Regions from separate parts of the Mus musculus genome. Here region 2 is linked to region 1. A link is a loop called in an ENCODE intact Hi-C map of the cell type or tissue named here. Cell type or tissue: left cerebral cortex. All regions are shown on one strand. Links, peaks and the distances in the headings refer to the core of each region. The heading gives the core; the rest is flanking DNA. Region 1 holds the start of Depdc5 (DEP domain containing 5). Region 2 holds the start of Gm29892 (a long non-coding RNA gene).

Region 1 (8,579 bases), core at 322-8,321:
GAGCCAAGGCAGAGGAGACAGAATAGGTCAGTGAGAGGCTAAGTGGGCCTGAAGTTGATTCAGGGTGACCATCATTGGTCCATTGTCAGGACTGCTGCACAAAAACAAACTAGCAGGTTTTGCAGGGAGCTACAGAGTATCAAAGGAAGGGAACAGGAGAAAATAGAAGACTAGATTTGTACTAAAGAATTGTAGCTGGGCAGTGGTGGCACATGCCTTGAATCTCAAAAGAATTGTATTTGTCCCAGGAATGAGGTTCCCTTTCAGCCAGTTTCTCCTCAGCATCCAAAATGTCTTTTTCAGATAAGTCAGGATCAAATGGATCAAATGGAGTTGTTGTAGGGTGAAAGCCATTGGGCGACCTTACGGGGAACATTTTGCTTGAGTGTAGGGTGAGATTGAGTTAGTAATACAGGTAAAATGCATAAATATGAGTACAATAAAAGTGAATGAAGTGATCGATGAGAGGATTCAGAGTGTGGGGGGGGAACCGGAAGGAATTTCTACTCCATTTGTGTGTTTTTAAACTCCATTTCAACCCAATTAAGATTTCATGGTGTGGCCGGGTGGTGGTGGCACACTCCTTAATCCCAGCACTCGGGAGGCAGAGGCAGGCAGATTTTTGAGTTCGAGGCCAGCCTGGTCTACAAAGTGAGTTCCAGGACAGTCAGGGCTATACAGAGAAACCCTGTCTCGAAAACCCAAAAAAAAAAAAAAAAAAAAAAAAAAAAAAAAGGGGCTCGAGAGATGGTCCAGCGGTTAAGAGCACTGACTGTTCTTCTAAAGGTCCTAAGTTCAAATCCCAGTAATCACATGGTGGCTCACAACCATCTGTAATGAGATCTGATGCCCTCTTCAGGTTTGTCTGAAGACAGCTACAGTGTACTTACATAAAATAATAAATAAACCTTAAAAAAGAAAAGATTTGATGGTGTGGAAGTTGTATTGCTCTTGGAGGAGGGCTCAAATCCCATCCTTAACAGCAGTTAGCTCATTTTGGAGTACTTCAACAGCCAAAGCTGGTCCTGAAGAATGCTAAGCTGATTGAGCTAGCAAGACAGAGGGGCAAATTGATTCAAGAAGACTTCTCTTGTTTTTGTTTTTGTTTTTTTGACAGAGTTTCTCTGTGTAGCACTGGCTGTCCTGGAACTTGTTCTGTTGACCAGACTGATCTGGAAACTCAAGAAATCTGTCTGCCTCTGCCTCCTTAGTGCTCAGATTAAAGGTGTGCTCCAGCTGTTTTTAATTCTGAATCGCCCAAAACAATGTCCAGTGTGACAAGAAGAGGGATGAGTTAGGTGGCTCATAGCTCATTAGTCCCCTTTAAGAGGTAACTTGAACAGCTTTTGGGAGTTGGAAGCATTTATCTCCTGGTGTTTTGAGCTTACATGAGTGGAGCAACAGTTGGACTGCCATGGAAGAGGGTCCATCTAAGAGATCATGAGAAAACTTAATACTTAGCGAAGATCCAAAACATAAGTCAGGAGGCAATGACTGTACTCTTCATGGGGAACAGTCCTGTATGTTATGTTGTGTAGCTTGGTGTTTTTGTGGGTCTCCTAACAATGGGAGTGGGGGCTATTTACTCCTTTACTTGCTTTGGGGCCCTTTTCCCCTACTGGGCTGCCTTAACCAGCCTTAAAATGAGGGGATGTGCCTAGTCTTACTGCAACTTGATATGCTATGTTTGGTTGATATCTCTGGAAGGCCTGCCCTTTTATGAAGGGATATGATGGGGAAAATGGATTTGAGGGAGAAAGGAGGTGGAGAGAGGGTGTGAGAGGAGAGGAGAGAGGGGAAACTGTGGTTGAGATGTAATACATGATAGAAGAATTAAAAAGAAGAGAGAGGGACACACACAAGGTTATTGAAGAGACTATTACATCAATATCAACATGAGTAGATATAACATAAGGTTAAATACAGAATTAACATAAGGTTAAATGCCATCACACAGCTGGCTGGATCATGTACCAGAGTTCTGTAGAAGGATGAGGCAACTGTGATTTGCTGTTTGTTTACCTCAGACTCTTGAATAAGGAACAACCACCAGGAAGCTTTGTAACAGAAGTCAGTTAAAGTCAGCATCCAAGAAATGAATTTGAACAAAGTGTCCAAGTGACATTTCTTGCTTCTATGTATGATGAATTGTATTGTTGCAGTTGTTTTTTGTGTTTCAAGACACTGGATATCCTGGAACTCACTTTATATACCAGCTTGGCCTAGAACTCACAGAGATCAACCAGTTCTGCCTCCTGAGTGCTGGGATTAAAGGTGTGCACCACTACCCCTGCCAAGCACTGATAGACATTTTTTTTAAAAAAGATATATTTATTACTATATCCAAGTACACTGTAGCTGTCTTCAGATGCACCAGAAGTCAGATCTCATTATGGGTGGTTGTGAGCCACCATGTGGTTGCTGGGATTTGAACTCAGGACCTTCAGAAGAGCAGTCAGTGCTCTTAACCGCTGAGCCATCTCTCCAGGGCCCCCTTTTTTTGATAAACATTTTTATATTTCCTTTACATATTCAAAATACCAGGTATTATTTAATAAAACCATTTTTTGGTTAGAAACAATCTGATAAGGTAAAACTTTAAAAATTGGGACTGTTACCTTATATGACTGTATTTATTATGTCAAAATATGACAATAATATTTTATATGAATTTTGTTAACATTAAATCAGGATTACACAGTAAATGTATTTTTATATTGTTAGGCTATGTAAAAAAATACAATTTATTTCTAAGTTGTATTCTCCACAAAGAAATGATTTTCAATTTTTAATTTACAAAGAATACTCCAACAGGTAGTGGTGGTGCAAGCCTTTATTCCCTGTACTTGGGGGTCAGTGCTCCTAATCTCTGAGCCACCTCTCCAGCCTCCCAAAAATGTTTTTTTTTAAATTAACCCTACTAATAGAACCTTTTAAAATCTTTCTATGATATTTTCATTCCATAGATTCAACCGACAGATGGAAGATGAAAGCAATCAGTCATGTCAAATCTATAATTTATGATTCACGTGTATTAAAAGGCTAAAGCAAGCTCTCCTCCTTCTGTCAATGGGCAGCTCCGTAGTCCACTACATACCAACAGCACTGAGCATATTTGTTAATGTCATTTTATTTAAAAATAGATTGGTTTGGAAGCATAATTTGTAAAGACAGATAACCAAACAAAAGGAACTGTTGGCTTTTGGAATTTATTATTAGAAAACATCCTCAAAACTCCCTGCCAAGGCCTGTGTACTCCCTGTAGGCATCGAGGTGCAGGCCCTGGCCCTGAAGTTCTCCATCTGGGTAGAGACTATTTTATCAAAGTGCCACAGGTGAGCCCCAGTTGGAGAAAATCTTCATCTAAGTCACGCCTTCCTGAAGAATCTGAGGACTTCAGATATCACTTAATAGAATAATTTGCTGACTCTACAGATGTAAAAACAACTGTCAAAGACATGGCTTGGCTAGTCTAAAGAACTTTGCGAAGCTCTGAGTTTGATCCCAGAACGTCTGGCATCCTCCTTTATTGAAGGAACACGGTTAGGGTGTGTTTCCTGAAAGTTGCTTTTGCTAACAGGGTGGAGGGTGTAGCTGACTGAACTAGCAAGTGGGTCTCATAGCACTCACAGGACAGATTCCCCTGTGTATAGATAGCATCTTGCTATTTGTCTCTGCTCTTTAAGTCATTTAGGATGTGGTGCAGACTCTGAGATCCTCCAATGGACAAGAGAATCTACCTTTCCCACCTCCATTTTTTGAGACATGAGGAATAATTCATCTTTAGATAAGGAGGTTTTTGGCTTTGTTTGTTTGTTTTGGCCTACAAGGTGGGAACAGGTCAGGCCTTCTAGCAGGTTCTTCTTCCCATGAATCCTTACTCTGTAATGAGGCTAACACACAACTTACAGTTTTGTTTTGTTTTTGTTTTTTTGGTTTTTTTTTTTTTTTTTTTTTTTTTTGGTTTTCTGAGATAGGGTTTCTCTGTGTAGCCCTGGCTGTTCTGGAACTCACTTTGTAGACCAGGCTGTCCTCGAACTCAGAAATCCGCCTGCCTCTGCCTCCTGAGTGCTGGGATTAAAGGCGTGTGCCACCACGCAATTTACTCTGGTTGGATGATTTATGCCCCATCTAAGGAAACTACTGGGCCTTCTGCCATGCGAGCCTATTGTAGATTTAACCCATTGTACTCGGGCATTCAATGTTTTGAATATTTTTTTTAATCAAACAAACTTTAAGTTTACTGTACACTTGTTTTGACTTATGTACATTAGGTTTAATTTTGACAACAAAAGAGTATATAATGGGTAATGTAAATTGGTTTCTCCTTCCAAGCTTGTCTCTGTACATGTTACATTTGTACTTATCATTAACTTGTACTTCTTAATTATATTTAACAGTTTTCAATAAGTTAGTAACTCGCTCATGAATTATACACACCCCCGTTTTCTTGCTACATAGCCCAAGAACTCTAGGGAATGTTCAGCACTCTTGTCTCTACAGAACCTGGATTAGGAGGGGGAGCCACCACCCGCAGAGACTTTTGCACTTCTCAATAGCCCTCTGGACCAGGTTTAGTTATTAACTTCGTCAAACACATGGAAACAGCTCCGCGAGGTAAGAGTCGACTCTCTCGAGTTTCTCCTATTACGAAATCACTTCGCTCTTCTGAAACGAAGGTCTTGGCTGTGGCTCTATTTTCAAATTTTCCATGCAAAGCGGGCAGCCCTGTAGACGGTGGCGGGAAACGCCAACGGGAACTCGGTTTGAAGTCGGACTCAACGCCACGCCCCCAGCCTCCCCCCCGCCCCGCCCCCCCCACCTCCCCGCAGCCCCGGAGGAGGAAGTGGCGCGGCCACCGAGACGAGGCGGAGGCTGGGCTAGAGCGGCCAAGCCGGCTGAGCAGGGACTGGCGAGGGGCGGGGACTCGGGGCGGAGCCTCGGGAGCGGCGCGGGCTCAGGTGAGCGCTCTTCGGTGGTGCTGTCTGTCTGGTTCCTAGAGCCCTGGTGCGGAAGCTGCGCGAACTGTGGGGGCTCAGGTGGGATATCCTGAGGAGGTCCTGGGGAGATCTGTCCGGAATCTGGCCTCGGGCCGGGCCTGAGGCGCGCAGGGGCTCTGGAAGTGGGGGGGTTGGGGGGGGGAGTCGAGCGCCAACCTCGGGCTGAGACTTGAGGGGCTTGAAGGAAGGGTCCCTGAGCCAGGTTCGAGGCCCGACTCTTCTTGCAGTTCCCCGTGTGACCTTGGACCAGTCTTTCTCTCACCAAGCTTCCCGGACCGCAGCGGTGAAATGGAGGCAGGACGGTCCGCTGAGAGTTGGTACCAGTAGAGGGGTCGGCAAGGAAACCGCAGCCTTCCTCAGTTCTCTTTTCCCCAGGACATTGTTAGTGGACCGCGAGTCATGGGAGTGCATAACAGTTCGAGTGACCTTGGGCGAATCCCTTGTTTTGACGTTCCTCTACTTATGTGATGGACTAACCTCTTCGAATATCCCTGTACTATTTTGGTGTTCCTGATGCAGACAAAAACAAGGTAGTGCCCCTCTCACCACAAGCCTCCCTTTTAGGTATGCGGTAGAGAAAATAGCTTTAGAGGATGGACGAGATCTGAGCCCAAGTTCCCTTTAATTTTTAAAGCACACTTCTATTTGTTTGTCTCTCTTGGTAATTGGAGGAGCGATATAATGCAAGGGTTGGCACGCCTTTCAGCCGAACAACCACCAGTACCTTCAAGGTCTAAAATTAAAGAGCAAATTTAGGAAGCCTGACATCCTCGATGTTTTTATTTGTGTTTCAGTAGCAGGAAAGCAAGATGACTTCCCTGCTCCAAGATTGGAACAGCTGAAGAAATCACAAGACAAAATGAGAACCACAAAGGTCTACAAACTTGTCATCCACAAGAAGGGCTTTGGGGGCAGTGGTCAGTATTGATTGATATTTGGGGATTGTGTAAGTTGGCTGAAGTTATGATGTGCCTTAAAAATTACCCATATCACAAGGGAGACTGGACAGGTAAGAGTGGAGCAGTATCAGAGATCAGGGATGGTTGGAAATGAGAGCACAGGATCTTTTTGAAAAGCATTCTTCACATTCAGAGTTTGTTGGGTTGTATTTTGAATCCAGGTTTTACCATGTTTCCAAGGCTCATTTAGAACTCATTGTGTAGCCCAAGCTGGCTTTGAACCCATTATCCTCCTGCCTGTGTATCTGGAAATACTCTACCACACCTGAGTTAATTTTCCTCCTGCTTTTGTTTGTTTTGTTTTTGTTTTTCTTCTGTGTAGTGAGTGCTTGGCCACAAGTTTACTAGAAAAGGACTCTATGGACTGCATCCAAGTCCTTCCTCCTGGTTTTTTTTTTTTTTTTTTTTTTTTAATGTTCTTTACTTCAGAAATCAGAATTACTGACAAAGTGAGCTGGTTTGGTTTGGTTTTTGAGACAGAGTCTTAGAGCTCATACTGGCTTTGAACTCAGTATGCACTGGAGGCTGATCTTGAGTTACTGCCCTTCCTTCCGTCCTTCATACCCAAGTGTTGGGATTTCAGGCATGTGCTCCCACGTTGTTCTCCGTGGATCTGGATAAAGAACCCATGCTTTGTGCCTATGAGCAAGCACACTATCAAGGAGCAATCACTTCAGACCTCAATGAGTCCTTTTAAACTTTACATTTCATTTTTTGGATGGGCTCTTACTCTATAGCCTTTATAGGTTTGCAATGCTGACTAGACTGGCCTTGAACTTACAGAGCTCCTCTGTCTTACAGAGATAGTTTTGCCTACTAAGTACTGGGATTACTTAGTAATCATGCCTACCTACCTTGAATTTTTAGTCATTTACTTGTTTTTCTTCACCTTGTTTTTGAGACAATTCCTCAGTGATACCTGGGACTTGTTAATTTAGGCTAGGCCAGCTGCCCGGTGAAACTGAGTGATAGCATGTGGAAGCTCTCCCAGAAATGCCCCAAACCTTTTGTCAAATTATTGCAGTCCTCATGTTTAGTCATATCAACCCCACTATTTATGAAACTGGCCTAAAAACTTGTGAAGAATAGGCAGCTATTGAATAAATACAGAGATAGTTTCAGCAGAGGGAATAACAAGAATACAGGTATATGATATATGATATTATATATATATAATGTATATAGAGGTGTGTGTGTGTGTTTATAAGACAGATATAGCTTGGTGATAGACCTAGAAGACCAGTATCCCTATCAAATATGAAGACTGTGAGTAGGTAAAATCTCTTGTCCCCAAGGAGTTCTTTACATTATGAAATGATTAGTTGGCTGTAGTGGCTTGTGCCTGTGACACAGAACTTTCCAAGGTTGAGACAGGAGGATTGCTGAAAGTTTGAGGCCATCCTGCTGCAGAGTGTAACCGACTCTGTTTCCGAGGAAAGAAATAGGAGCTAGATCTGGTGGCGCATACTCTGAATCCCAGCACACAGGAGGCAAAGGCACTCAGTCTCTTGTGAGTTTGAGGCTTCCCTGGTCTATATAGTGAGCTCCAAGCTACACAGTGAAACTCTGTCTCAAAACAAATAAATAAGCAAAAAAGGAGGGGGGAGAGAGGAGAAAGAGAGAGGGAGAGAAAATGAAACAAATAAATCAATATGCTCAGAGAGCTTGATTTGGAAAACAGAAGTTCATCCCAGGGACTTCACACACATTGGAACTAAAATTGTCAATGAAACGTTTAAAATAAAAAATGAGATTGACTCAGTCAGTTCTTTACTAGGCTGATCCGTGTGGAGTATAATCATCTGTGAAGTCTATTTGATTTTGAGGTGGATGGATGGATGGATGGATGGATGGGTGAGTGGGTTGGTTGATTGGTGCTGAGGATTGGGTTTGTAGCCAGGGCCTTATGCATGCTCTGCAGTTACTCTGTTGGGCGATACCTTTACCCCGGGCCCTTGAGTTTAAAGGTTGTTTCGAGCCCTATTATGAACTAACACTTAGAACCTAGACTCGAGTTTTATAACACATAAGAGATGGTGAGCCTGATTTAGACAGAAGGAGCTCAGTACTAGCTCTTGCTTTAATTTTACTGCTGGTCTAACCTTTAGACAATTCAGTTTATCTCCCAGGTTATTTCCTTGCTCTTGTTAGTACTAAAGATTTATTATGAAGGTCTAATTAAGACAGTGTTTAAGGGATTTCTTTGAATATTACATAAATATGAGTACTGTGTTTGGGTCCTAGACTCTTTCTATCATATGGATGCCAGATTCACAGTCTTTTAGAGAGTAAAGGATGTGCCAGAGGCATAATTCCCCAAACCACTGGCTGCTTTTTCCATGGGCATATTAGAGCAGAGAGAGTGTGTAATTGGAGACAGTCCCTGAGTCCCTTCCAACACACCCATTTACTGTTGTGGCCCTAGACACTTTTGCAATTTCTTTCTTTTGAGCTGAGGTTGGAAACCAGCATGCTAGGCAAGTACTTTATCACTGAGTTACACCCCCACCCTGCGCAAATCCTTTAGTTCTAAAACTGGACTCAAAATGGACTCTCAGGGAAAAGGCAGAGCATCTGCTTACCCATGTGTGAGCCCTTGGTTAAGTTCCAGCCTTAGTAT
Region 2 (8,579 bases), core at 479-8,478, 170 kb after region 1:
GGGGGTCTAGGACTATGGCTCTTTACCACACAGTGACATTTATCATTTCTTCTCCACTCAATAATCTCATTGGATTGCTACTACATAGTAAGCATTGGGTGGATGGCTTGAGATGCCTTGGTCAATTGACACAGACACGAGTCTTGTTACAGGGCTAAGGTGGGATTACATGTGTATATGTGTATGTGTATGTAGATACAATAAGAAAATGAAAATGACACTCAGGTTTTCTCCTATTGGGACACAACTCACAGTTTATTTATGTAGAGGTTGGAATTTCAGGAAAATGACCAATGAGCCATTCAGATGGCTCAGCTGTTAAAGGTGCTTGCACCAAGCCTGCTGACCTGAGCTTGATTCTTGGAACCCACGTGATAGAAGCAGAGAACTGACACCCACAAGCTGTCCTCTGTCTATATGTAGACTGTGGCATGAGTATCCCTCAAATAAATAAATAGATAGATAAATACTTTTAAAGGTGACTGAAAAGAATCTTCTGTTTCTCTACCTGTCTACTGATAAACTATTTGCAAGACTTACATTTGGCATCTCTTCTAAACTGGAGGTGTGGTCGTAAGTCCTAGCCTTTTAGTTTGTCTTTGGTAGTCTCTAGAGACATTTCCATTCCTGAGATCTGCTCTGGGATGGTCCCCACCTTCCTGGCCTTTTCCTCCTGCACTTCCCCTCCCCACTCCCTTCTGTTCTTTAATTTGTCTTTTCTGCAACTGCCCTCTTCTTTCTTCACTTTCATGGCCACCCCCTGAATTCCACTAAGATGGTTACTATAGAAACACATCTCCTGGAAGTGACATCACTCATTTCCTAGGCAACTGTTTCTAGGGTAGTGAATATTAGATCACCATGGCAACTCTTCAGGAGTATACTTCACAGTGAAATGGGAAAACGGAATATTCATGTATTTCAGGGGGTTGGGATGAATCCAGGGGGAATACACACACACACACACACACACACACACACAAAGGTTTCAGAAGAAAGAGAGCCGTGGTTGCTTTGGAAAAAAAAAAAAAGGGAATGAATGTGAGACTGGAGAAGAGTAGAATCTCTGAGACCAACCCTGTCTCCTTCCTAATAACTGGGCTGATCATCTAGCATGTCACCAAGTTGGGGTATTTGAGAGTGAACAGGGATACCATTACTACTATGCACAAGTGACATGAATACTTGATCTTCCCAAGCAAATCAGGGTATATGATCCCCCATCCACAGCTATGCAGGTGCCTGGACTTATTTCCTCACCTATGGCTTAATCCAACAAGCACGGACTCAGCTATTTCTGTGTGTGGCGATTTGGGATACCACAGTAAGCAAAACCAGCCCAGGTATATGTTGTAATGGGATTCACAGTCGTGTGTGTGATGGGAGAAGGAAATCCCATAGTTATTCCAAAACATGCTGTGATACAGATTATGTGCAGGATCCAACAGGGAAGATACCCAACTTTAGGGGAAAGCCTATCAACAGGTATTGGAAGCAGCTAGGGGAGGAGGCTCTATAGCTAGGGATGAGGCAGAGGGTATGTGTGAGAGGGAAGGTTGGCAGAGGAATTAGCAGGGACAAAGAGAGTCCTCAGAAAGCAGGAGGGGGAATGCATCTGGGCATAGTGGCTCACATGACTTCCAGGACTCAGGAGGCTGGAGAGAAAGGCATGTCATGAGTGTTCATTCAACAGTAATTGGAATCTCTTTCTTGTGTTTGCAGTGAAACCTTCGCTTAACCAATGGCCCAGGGAAGGAGAGCAGTATGTGCCGATTTATGTCAGTGGCTGCAGTGGCTCCACAGCCCTGTGAGGTGAGCTGTTTACTGATCCACGTCACAGGAGGGAACCAAGCCTAGAGAGAGAGAAAGAGAGAAAGAGAGAGAAAGAGAGAGAGAGAGCGCAGAGCTTGCTGAGTCTTGCAGCACCAATCCTTATACATGGCTTTACTCATGAACTCACCGTTTTCTCTCTAGATGGTGTTTCTCCAGTGTCCTTAGTTCCTTGGTGGAAGAAAGGAAGGGAAGCCAAGCGCTAAGCCCAGGTTCTCTTAGGCTAGCCACCGTTGCTCTCCACAGTTATCACTGTGGGCTGAAGATCTGAGGGCCTGAGAAGTGATAAGATTCTCTCAGTTTCGCAGAGTGTCACCAAGGAAGTCTGCCTTGGAGAAGCAAGTTTCCCAGGAGGGGGACAGGTGTGGGAGACTAAGTGTGGCTTGGTGTCTTGCCTTTCTTGTCTGGGAATGGGACAATGGCATCTACCCCACAGCCTGTGGTGAAGCTGGCTGAGATGAGTTAGGGACTTGGCAGGGTCTCCCACTGTAGAGCATAACCGATAAGTCTAAATGGTTATTAGAATTAGGGCAGGAGAGCAAGGGGTGTGGACAGAGCACAGCAGGCTTGCGGGTGGAGGTGGGGGAGACGACTCACCAGCTGGCTCCCAGGAGAGAGAGAGAGTGTGATTTGGATCCATCCTTCTCATTCCTACAGTGGAGAAAGAGGCTACGCCTGGCCTCTTGTGGCAAAGGGAGTTTGTAGAGAAAGCCTGGAAGCAAGTAGGTTGCATCCATGAAGATAAGACCCGAGTGGGGTGGCGCAGAAAGCCTGGCTCCTTTGCCTACTTGTGGTCCTATGCCTAGCAATACTAATAAACTACGGTGGTTTCCTGTAGCCTCTAGTTATGGCCCCTTAAAAGCTAATACTACCCGAGACTTAGAAGGAGTGAATAACTGTGACCCCACCACACCCCACCACACCCTACTGCACCCTACCACACCCCACCACATACAAGGCTTCCGCAGTCAGGGTTCAACCAAAGAAAACAGTGCCCTCAGAAGACACCTGAGGAAGCGACTGTGGGTCTGAAATCATGAAGTGGAGGTTGGAACTCTCAGGGACCTGAAGATGTTATCCTTAGGCAGATTTTTTTCCTTCTAAATGGAAACCTTAGTTTTGATTTTAAGGCTTTTCCACTAATTTCATCAAGCCCATTCTGTATGTGGAGATTTCCTTCTTTATTTACAGTCAACTGATGAGGGACCATTATCTGATCCTACAAAATACTCTCTCAGAAGAACATGGGCTAAGCCAGGTCTCGGCAGCTTGTGGGATGTCTTTTTTTTGTTGTTGTTGTTGTTTTTTTTTTTTTTTTCGAGACAGGGTTTCTCTGTGTAGCCCTGCCTGTCCTGGCACTCACTTTGTAGACCAGGCTGGCCTTGAACTCAGAAATCCGCCTGCCTCTGCCTCCCGAGTGCTGGGATTAAAGGCGTGCACCACTACGCCCGGCTCTTGTGGGATGTCTTACTGATTCCTTACTGCATGCTCTGATAGAGTTCCACACACAATCCAGATAACACTCAACATGTTCTCTACAGTAGATATTCTTCTTGTCTCTAACTTCACAGAGTCAGCCTCAGGGAGGACATATTATCTGGCTGTGAACATTCACACACTACAACCCCTCCCATTTAGCTTCTCTGCCTCTGCATGTCCCTCTTTCTGATATGGGGACATTCCTGCAACTCTGGACCTCCTTGCCTTGGCTCCATCTGGCCTCCTGGGGTTAGGAAGTAGCTGCTCCAGCCTGGTAGGTACCACTTTCCTAGGCATTTGCTGCCACCTAGTGGGCTCGCTGGTGTTCACCACGCTCCACCGGAAGGCAGGAGCTGAGTTTGCAAGAGAGTTTGAGGGGCAATGATGAACGCCCCATGGAGTGTCCCCTGGCCCCAATTCAGATTTTTGTAGAGTCCTGGGGATGGGAGTGGGGTCCTAGAAGATTTCTTGGAATTTTGGAGATAGTGCATTTAAAAAAAAAAAGATTTATTTATTATTATATGTAAGTACACTGTAGCTGTCTTCAGACACACCAGAAGAGGGAGTCAGATCTCATTACGGATGGTTGTGAGACACCATGTGGCTGCTGGGATTTGAACTCTGGAACTTCAGAAGAGCAGTCGGGTGCTCTTACCCACTGAGCCATCTCACCAGCCCGAGATAGTGCACTTTTGATACGCTATACTTAAGGCGTGTCCAACCTTTTGACAGCGACACCACTTGTCATCCACAAAATTTCCTCCTGAGAACCTCCTAGACTGCTTTAAGCTGGGTGATGCTGGCGTGCAACCTCAATTCCAGTACTCAGGAGGCAAAAGCAGGCAGAGCTCTGAGTTCCAGGGCAGCCAAGGCTACACAGAGAAACCCTGTTTCGAAAACAAACAAACAAACAAACAGATGAACCTTATAGTTTAAGCTAGTGTACGATTTTTGTTGTTGTTGTTGGCCCACATTCTTAATTATTCTCCACAGCCGCATGTGGCTCCAGGGTTGGATACGCCAGTGGGAGTCGTGGGGGGGAGGGGGGTTACAGCCCGGCCCACTTTCAAGGAGGAGAAGAGAACATGAGGCAGTAGGAGGCTCCTTGAGCAACCAACCCCCTCTTCCTGTCCTGCCCACTAGGCACCGCACACTCACAGGGCATGTGCTACCTGGTGTAGCCATGAGGTGGCAGCTTCCAGCCACTTAGGGGCAGGAGGGAATCCTGGGAGAGATGCTTCATCAGCTGAGTTCTGTGCAGTTACAGGACTGGATGGCGGGAGGCACTCGCAGTTAGTGTGCCTGAAGGGGGCTGGAGACCAAAGCTGTCAGTCACTGCAATACCTGCAGCAGTCAAACTGACAGCCAATCAATCCTGCAGTCATTTTAGCCAACCAGGACAGCCAGTCTAGTTAGATTAGTCAGTCTTTGGCCTAGTCGGCAGGTCTGCCAATCTGGTCTGCCATTCTGTTAGCTTCTAGCTGGTCTTATCAGCATATCAGTCAGTCAGGACACCAATGGCCCCATATTTTCTCCATCAGACCCACAGGTGTTATTGTTTTTGTTAGGTGGTCAGCTGGTGTCCTATGCTCTATTGCTGCATAGAGACATCATGACCAAGGCAATTCTTAAAAAAAGAAAGCATTCAGTTGGGAGCTTGCTTACAGTTTCAGAGGTTTAGTTCATTGTTCATTATCATTCATTATCATCATGGCAGGGATCATGGTGGCCTGCTGCAGGCCATCTCTGGAGCAGTAGCTGAGAGCTACATCCTGACCTGATCAGTAACCAGAGAGAGAGAGAAAGAGAGAGACAGACAGACAGACAGAGAGACAGAAAGAGAGACAGAGACAGAGAGACACTGGACCTGGCTTGGGTTTTTGAATCCCCAAGTCCACCCCTGGTCATGAACTTCAGATCACACCTCCTAATCCTCTACTCCCGGGTGACAACAAAGCATTTAAATATGTGACCTTTTGAGGGCCATTCTTATTCAAACCACCACAGCTGTCCATCAAGCCCCCCCCCCCTCGTGATAGGCTAGTAGGCTAGTGAGATGGCCCAGCAGGTGAAGAAAGACGCCTGTTACCTAGCCTGGTGAGCTAAGTTTGACTCCCCAGAGCCACCTGGCAAAAGGAGAGGACTGACTCTCATAAGCTGTCCCCTGACTCCCACTGACTCCCACAAGTGTGCCTTGGCCACACACACACACACACACACACACACACACCTGCACATAAGACATACATACAAAATAAATAAAAATGTAAATTAAAAAGGCATTTCTTTTTTTTTTTTCTTCTTCTTTTTTTGCTTTTTCGAGACAGGGTTTCTCTGTGTAGCCCTGGCTGTCCTGGCACTCACTTTGTAGACCAGGCTGGCCTCAAACTCAGAAATCCGCCTGCCTCTGCCTCCCGAGTGCTGGGATTGAAGGCGTGTGCCACCACGCCCAGCTTAAAAAGGCATTTCTTAAATGTAGCTTCTTGCATGTGCTGACCTTGCAACTGAGGGAGAGGAGGGTCCAAAGGTGTTCACAGGAAGAAAATATGAAATGGAGACCTTGGCTTTTCCGGATCAGAATCTTCTAGGCCCTTAGGGAATGGTGGATGGTGAGGCCAATACGATCTCAAGGTGGCACTTGGGGGCAGCTGAGATGCCATGTCCCTGTCTGGGCTGGGTGGTGTTTCCAAGCTCAGCCTTTGACTCTGCAGGAGGGAATCTGATCTGATCTGATTTGGACTAGTGATGCCTCCTCCCTTTTCATCCTGTGTTGAGTACAGCATGGGTTCGGATCCTGGCCCTTCCAGGGACGCAGGAGAGCCTGAGTCTATGGTGAAGACAACATTAAAACAAATTATTTTTGAGATTTTTATTTTTTATTTTTATTTTTTAAAGATGTATTTATTTATTTTATGTCGTATATGAGTACACTGTAGCTGTACAGATGGTTTTGAGCCTTCATGTGGTTGTTGGGAATTGAATTTAGGACCTCTGCTTGCTCCAGTCAACTCCATTTGCTCCGGCCCAAAGGTTTACTTATTATTATACATACGTACACTTATCTGTAGCTGTCTTCAGACACACCAAAAGAGGGCATGGTTGTGAGCCACCATGTGGTTGCTGGGATTTGAACTCAGAACCTTCGGAAGAGCAGTCAGTGCTCTTACCCACTGAGCTTTCTCACCAGCCTGATTTTATTTTTATTTTATGTGTGTGGCTGTTTTGTCCTCATGTATGTGTGTGCACCATGTCCATGCAATGCAATACCCATGGAAGCCGGAAGAGGGTCCTCTGGAACTGGAGTTAGAGACAGTTGCTGCCGTGGGTGTACTAGTGACTGAATCTCAGCCCTCTGAGGGTGCAGCCAGTGCTCTGAATGGAGGAGCCATTCCTCCAGGCACTGATGACAGACCTCTTAGCTTTGTTCCTTGCACTGGTTCTGCCTCACTGCATTTCTCTGTGCAACCCCTTAACTGATTTGGACCCCAACATTACCACGAATGCTCTGTTGTGGTATTTACTGTGTGGTATTTACTTTCACAAACTTAGAATTGAGGAGGCCATAAGCCCACTGAAGTGGAGAGATGGCCTGCATTGAAACCATACACAGTTCCCTCCTAGGAGCCTAGGGTATGTGCCCTTGTGCACATCATAGCTTCTTTCTGGCTTTTGTGGTAGTGGGGGGGTGGGTGGGCATGTGCTCTGTTCCATATTCCCCAAGGACTGACTCTTAATGTGGAAGGAAAATTCCTAAGGGAAGCACCTAAGGATATTGTGGAATTTTGTCCAGCTACAGTTTAGAAACAGGGAACAGAATCTTGCTTTTTTTTTTTTAGTTGAACACTGATTCTTCTCTCATACAATACATTCCAACCAGAGTTCCCCCTCCTTCCATTCCTCCCAGCTCCACCCCCCCCCCCCCCCACACACACAGCTTCCCTCTCCCTGGGATCCACTCCCCCTCTGTCTCCCATCAACAAAGGCCTCCAAGAGACAACAGGCAAACAGGACAAGGCAAAGACAGTAAGACAAGGCAGACTGCAGTAAGACAAGACAAGGCAGACTACAGTAAGACAAGACAAGGCAGACTACAGTAAGACAGGGCAGACTACAGTAAGACAGGACAGACTACAGTAAGACAAGGCAGACTACAGTAAGACAAGACAAGGCAGACTACAGTAAGACAAGACAAGGCAGACTACAGTAAGACAAGGCAGACTACAGTAAGACAGGGCAGACTACAGTACGACAGGGCAGACTACAGTAAGACAGGACAGACTACAGCAAGACAAGGCAGACTACAGTAAGACAAGGCAAACTACAAACTACAGTTAGACAAGGCAGACTACAGTAAGAAGGCAGACTACAGTAAGACAAGGCAAACTACAAACTATAGTAAGACAAGGCAGACTACAGTTAGACAAGACAGACTACAGTAAGACAAGGCAGACTATAGTAAGACAAGGCAGAAGCCCTCACAATGAGTCTGGACAAGGCAGCCCAGTAGGAGGAAAAGAGTACTAAGAGCAGGCAAAAGAGTCAGAGACACTCCTGCTACCACAGTTAGGAGTCCCACAAAACCACCAAGCTAACAGCCACAAGGTATACCCAGAGGACCTGGTGCAGTGGCCCCACAGGGCCCATGCTTGCCACGTCAATCTCTCTGAGCCCATATGCTCCTTGCTTAGTTGAGAATCCTGCTTTTTGAGCCAGTGATCCGGGGGGCTGCTGTGCTTAGCTGTGTGTGAGCAGTCCAGAGGAGCTGGTGTGGGTACCAGGAGTGGGTAGATGAGATGTATCCTAGGGACCAGGACCTTCTGCTGGTTGGCTTTTGGTACCCGTGTTGGGAAGAGGGTTCTGATGAGCTCTTGGAAAGATGGAGGGAATGGGCAAGTTTCAGGTTTATGCTGGGACATTTCCTTTTTTTTTTTAATTTTTTTTATTAGGTATTTTCCTCGTTTACATTTTCAATGCTATCCCAAAGGTCCCCCATATCCACCCCCCCAATCCCCTACCCACCCACTCCCCCTTTTTGGCCCTGGCGTTCCCCTGTACTGGGGCATCTAAAGTTGGCAAGTCCAATGGGCCTCTCTTTGCAGTGATGGCCGACTAGGCCATCTTTTGATGCATATGCAGCTAGAGACAAGAGCTCCGGGGTACTGGTTAGTTCATATTGTTGTTCCACCTATAGGGTTGCAGTTCCCTTTAGCTCCTTGGGTAATATCTCTAGCTCCTGCATTGGGGGCCGTGCGATCCATCCAATAGCTGAC

Evidence for each region. A loop is a pair of places that touch in the nucleus more often than their neighbours do. Peaks named below come from ENCODE experiments on the same cell type or tissue, not always from the same donor. Only the 100,000 strongest peaks of a DNase experiment are listed, where the experiment ranks them.
Region 2: it touches region 1 in a loop (4-fold over the local background); 5 of 42 quality-filtered maps call a loop at or near these places.

The regions. Positions count from the first base shown.
Region 1 is chr5:32,858,783-32,867,361 of GRCm38, forward strand. Depdc5 (DEP domain containing 5) reads left to right here and starts at 4,939. Exons shown (of 43, transcript NM_001170567.1): 1 at 4,939-5,039; 2 at 5,795-5,917. The coding sequence starts at 5,860. In left cerebral cortex, for the core only: no CTCF peak of the experiment used is centred there; DNase peaks (open chromatin) are centred at 4,872 and 5,289; H3K4me3 peaks cover 1,655 bases; H3K27ac peaks cover 614 bases.
Region 2 is chr5:33,029,817-33,038,395 of GRCm38, forward strand. Gm29892 (a long non-coding RNA gene) reads left to right here and starts at 1,362. Exons shown (of 4, transcript XR_868337.1): 1 at 1,362-1,485; 2 at 1,723-1,812. In left cerebral cortex, for the core only: CTCF peaks have their summits at 2,527 (motif pointing left), 3,613 (motif pointing left), 3,614 (motif pointing left) and 4,494; DNase peaks (open chromatin) are centred at 775, 2,442 and 3,596; H3K27ac peaks cover 1,281 bases.